2 separate regions of the Homo sapiens genome follow, and region 2 is linked to region 1. Evidence: read pairs that join two places in POLR2A ChIA-PET (ENCODE). Cell type or tissue: IMR-90. All regions are shown on one strand.

Evidence for each region. Peaks named below come from ENCODE experiments on the same cell type or tissue, not always from the same donor. Only the 100,000 strongest peaks of a DNase experiment are listed, where the experiment ranks them.
Region 2: POLR2A ChIA-PET joins it to region 1 with 13 read pairs; 2 of 35 experiments call an interaction of 5 or more read pairs at or near these places.

Annotation. Positions count from the first base shown.
Region 1 is chr4:128,337,679-128,340,178 of GRCh38, forward strand. No RefSeq gene overlaps it. Among named protein-coding and RNA genes, the nearest start is that of PGRMC2, 51 kb to the left of the region's middle. In IMR-90, no CTCF peak of the experiment used is centred here; a DNase peak (open chromatin) is centred at 1,173; H3K27ac peaks cover 1,427 bases.
Region 2 is chr4:128,093,833-128,096,332 of GRCh38, forward strand. The region is part of intron 7 of LARP1B (La ribonucleoprotein 1B); the gene reads left to right. Among named protein-coding and RNA genes, the nearest start is that of LARP1B, 34 kb to the left of the region's middle. In IMR-90, no CTCF peak of the experiment used is centred here; no DNase peak of the experiment used is centred here.

The sequences.
Region 1 (2,500 bases):
CACCTGGCCTGGCTTTTCTACCACTGTATCTACAGGTCTACAGCAGTGCTTGGCATGTAGGAGGTACTCAATAAATAGTTGCTGAAACAATGAAGGGCATTTGTATAATCAAACATGAGATAAAGTTACCCATATGACATTCTCAAATTGATTCCTCCCTTAATATTTGTGTAACACCCATCTGGCACTCAGTGTGAATATTTACCAACCATATAGTATGGCTTTTTCTCTCACCAGCAGGCCTAATTTGGCAGACTGGTTTTGTAGCATGGTAGCCCTTCATCTTCCTCTTGGAGTGAATTTTAGCTTCCCTAAAGGGTGATGTTTGCATAACTCTTCCTTCATCTTTGGAACAAGAACATCATTTGCTAGTAGACCTTGCTACTCATTTCCTTCCTCCGTAAAGTCGTTAAGAGCAATGTGTTGCATTAGTATTTGCTTGCTTTGTGTGGTGTATGGGAACTGGAAGGAAAGGGTTCACTTGCAGAGAGGAAGCCTAAGGAGCCAGGGCTTATGCCCAGAAATCCTTCATCAAATAAGGATTTATGGAATACAAGGACAGTCTAGAAGGGTAGAATCCCTGTCCTTGGGAAAGTTAAGTAGAGGAGGCCAAAATGGTATAGTGGAAAGAGTCTAAACAGGAAATAAAGAAAACTCATGTGACATTGAACAACTTAACATTTTCTTGGGTTTTATTTCCTTCATATGTTAAAAAAGAGAGACTTGGGTTAGATAATCTCAAAGACTCTTTCAAGCCCTAAAGTCTATAATTCTTTTTCTGACCTTAAATGCATTGATGAACTATCATTTGTTCCTCACCATCTCTTCTGTCTAGCTTCCTTCTCAATACTTCGCCTGTGTTGCATGTTTCTCCCAGCAATTTCTTTAAGCCCTAACCAACATTCTGATTGTGTTTGTAGCTATAATCATGGCAGCAAGTCTTCCTCATTTATTCAGACTTAATAACTTAGTCTATTTAAGTTAGGCAAAACATTTGTTGTGTTTGAAACAGCTAGTTTGGTAAGATTGTAAAAGGTGCCAGAAATTTATTAGGAGCTGCCTCAGATACATCAGCCTGTTTGCTGTTAGTGTCTGTGACCCACATATTTACACCCCACTCTGTTTCCTCTGAGTCACAACATTCCACTTAGGACTTGGTGGTTGTGGTTGGCCTTATCAACTCTAGGCCATCACTTGGAATCATTTTTCTTGCCTAATGCCACATGGACACATAGTCCTATCATAAGCATTAAAGAGTAAGCAGATGTCTTGTTAGGTGGCATCTCTTCTTGCTGTTAAGGAAGGCCTGAGCTCGCTCTTATATTCTTTGTTCAACAGATTTGTTACCGGACCATTGCCTATTCTGTTTTTAAAAAGCTATTACAGCATTTTTCCTCTCTGAGAAAACTCCTTGATAAATACATATAGGAATGTTGACATCAGATTCTTATGTGTTTATTAAATTTGAGAAGTGGAGCTTAACAAGGAGGGCATGGTTTTAAGCTGACAATGTAGTGCTATAAAATACAGGGGAAGGCTCGGAATGGTGGCTCATGCCTGTAATCTCAGCACTTTGGGAGGCCAAGGTGGGTGCATGGCTTGAGCCCAGGAACTTGAGACCAGCCTGGGCAACATAGGAAGATACTGTCTCTATAAAAAACGAAAAATAAAATACAGGTGAAGACCAAACTAGAATGCAGGCCCTGAGTAGAACTTCTAAACTTTGTTTATAAATGCAATAGTATTGAGTCCCTAAAAAAAGACACTGTCTTTGAGAAGAACACATAAATGTTTAGAGATACCATATACCCAAAGGGAAGTATTACTCTGTTTTTCGTTGTTGTTGTTTCAGATGCTTGGCTTACTGTCTGGAATTAGTAGCTATCGCATCTGGGTATTTATAGAGTTCTAGTGGGAGCTGTTAATGAACCCTTCATTCAAATCTAAGACTAACCAAGACTTTCAATTTCAGAGCTTTTTTCCTAGGAGAACTGATTTAGAAACTTAGAAAATACATTTCTTCACAAACATGGTATAAACTTTCATAATATATGGACAAAAACAAGTCTCATTAAGGCCGAATGCCTTAAAGGGTGCTTACTTGGGTAACTATAGTCAGATAGAACCCACCCAGTCCAAGTGCCTGCGATTGGGGCAGATTTAACTACTATCTAGTCTCATTCAAGTTCACATGTTGCTCAGGGCTTCCGTTTCTTGACCTAGTGCTCCCCTGGGTGTCATGGACTTATGAGTTTCTTGGAAAGTCCTCAAGAGGCAGTTTATATGGGATTTAATAAGCTTTTGAGGATGAGTAGATGTCCATCTGTTAGATGCTGCAAGGGTGATGTGTAGGCTTTTGTCAATGGTGGACTCTCACTCTACAGCTCCTCAGCTTGGCTGATACGTGGTTTTCATTAGAATAGTGCTGGGTGGTTGATGAGTATTGGCTCAGATTCCTTACAGTTCTCTGGTATTAGTTATCATGTAGTTCTTCCATGTC
Region 2 (2,500 bases), 240 kb before region 1:
CCCGAGTGGCTGTGATTACAGGCATATGCCACCACGCCCAGCTAATTTTTGTAGTTTTAGTAGAGACGGGGTTTCATCTTGTTGGTCAGGCTGGTCTCAAACTCCTGTCCTCAGGTGATCCACCCACATCAGCTTCCCAGAGTGCTGGGATTACAGGCGTGAACCACCGTGCCTGACCTTTTTTTTTTTAAAAACATTTTAAAAACTTTTTATTGCAGTCTACTTTTTTTTAACTTTTTAAAAATTTTTTTGAGATGCTAATTTTTGTATTTTTATTAGAGACAAGGTTTCACCACGTTGGTCAGGCTGGTCTCGAACTCCTGACCTTGTGATCCGCCGTCCTCGGCCTCCCAAAGTGCTGGGATTACAGGCGTGAGCCACCACACCTGGCCTACTTGTTTTTAACATTTTAAGTGAAAACTTGTATTAATTGTTTGTGATGTCAGCATTAAAATGTAAAGATCTTGATTATTTCTAGCTGTGATAATCTCTCTTGGCACTCAGATGACAGCACTCTGATAGATTTGTAGATCTTTAGAGGTTTTTTCCTTTTTTCTTTTTCTTTTTCTTTTTTTTTTTTTTTTTTGAGACATTGTCTCACTCTGTCGCCCAGGATGGAGTACAGTGGCGCAATCTCGGCTCACCTCAACCTCTGCCTCCCGGGTTCAAGTTCAAGCAATTCTCCTGCCTTAGCCTCTCGAATAGCTGGGATTAGAGGCACGTGACACTGCGCCCAGCTAATTTTTGTATTTTTAGTAGAGACAGGGTTTTGCCATGTTGCCCCATCTGGTCTCGAATGCCTGAGCTCAAAGTGCCTGGCCAGGACAGTTTGTTATTGATTTAGGGAAGTTCACATCTCACAGCTAAGAACAGTTGTAACTTGTGACTAAATTAAATGTCTTAATGTCTGAAATTTTAGAATTTTTTTTTTCTTTTGAAATGGAGTTTTGCTGTTGTCACCCAGGCTGCAGTGCAATGGTGCAATCTTGGCTCACTGCAACCTCCGCCTCCCGAGTCCAAGCGATTCTCCTGCCTCAGCCTCCCCAGTAGCTGGGATTACAGGCACGCAACACCATGGCCGACTAATTTTGTATTTTTAGTAAAGTCGGGGTTCCACCATGTTGGTCAGGCTGGTCTCGGATTCCTGACCTCAGGTGATCTGCCTGCCATGGCCTCTCAAAGTGTGGAAATGACAGACGTGAGCCACCGTGCCCTGCATGAAATTTTAGAATTTTAACACATGTATTATGTATCTGCCACATGCCAGACACTATGAATAAGGCTTTTGAGGTGTAACAACCATCAGAATCTTCATTGCTTTAAGACTTCAGTGTTTAAAATTTTTTCCTTTAGTGTTTAAAAAGAGTAAATGAGGCCAGGGCATGGTGGCTCACTCCTGTAATCCCAGCACTTTGAGAGGCTGAGGCAGGTGGATCATCTGAGGTCAGGAGTTCGAGACCAGGCTGGCCAACATAGTGAAACCCCGTCTCTACTAAGAATACAAAAATTAGCCGGGCATGGTGGCACACACCTGTAGTCCCAGCTACTCAGGAGGGTGAGGCAGGAGAATCGCTTGAACCTGTGAGGCGGAGGTCGCAGTGAGCCGAGATCATGCCATCCCACTCCAGCCTGGGCAATAAGAGTGAAACTCCATCTCAAAAAAAAAAAAAAAAAAAAAAGTAAATGATTTACTAGTGTTACTGAGTGAGATGTCAGTAGTATTTCAGTAGTCTTTGAGAGAGCTTTGCACTCTGACAATTGGGTAAATATCAAACTATTAAAGGAAAATTTGGATATTTACATTCTTAAAATAAGTTGATTTATTTTCTTCCCCTTCAGTAAAAGGTAGCTGAAAACAAGTTTCCAGTTATAGATGCCTTTTTTTCAAAGATAGAATTTGGCCCATATACTTCAAGGGCATCTTTAGTCACTGAGTTTTATACCCCAAAATGTGAGCTGGTTTGTTTTCTCATAACTTGTATTCCATGTTTGAAAACTTTCTCTGTGATTTGGAAATAGTGTGGGATTATTAAACTGTAGGCCCCATCATCATTGATGTTATGTATTTCTTTTGTATCATTCTTCTCTATATTTTCCCGTTTGTCTTCTTCTCTGTCTTTAAAATCCTCATACTCTCATTTACATATATGGAGGCTATAATTTTTTTTTTTTTTTTTTTGAGACGGAGTCTCGCTCTGTTGCCCAGGCTGGAGTGCAGTGGCACGATCTCAGCTCACTGCAAGCTCCGCCTCCCGGGTTCACACCATTCTCCTGCCTCAGCCTCCCACGTAGCTGGCACTACAGGCGCCCGCCACCTTGCCCGGCTAATTTTTTGTATTTTTAGTAGAGACAGGGTTTCACCGTGTTAGCCAGGATGGTCTCGATCTTCTGACCTCGTGATCCGCCCGCCTCGGCCTCCCAAAGTGCTGGGATTACAGGCGTGAGCCACCGCGCCCGGCCTATGGAGGCTATAATTTAAACATGTATTTCTCTCTCTTTA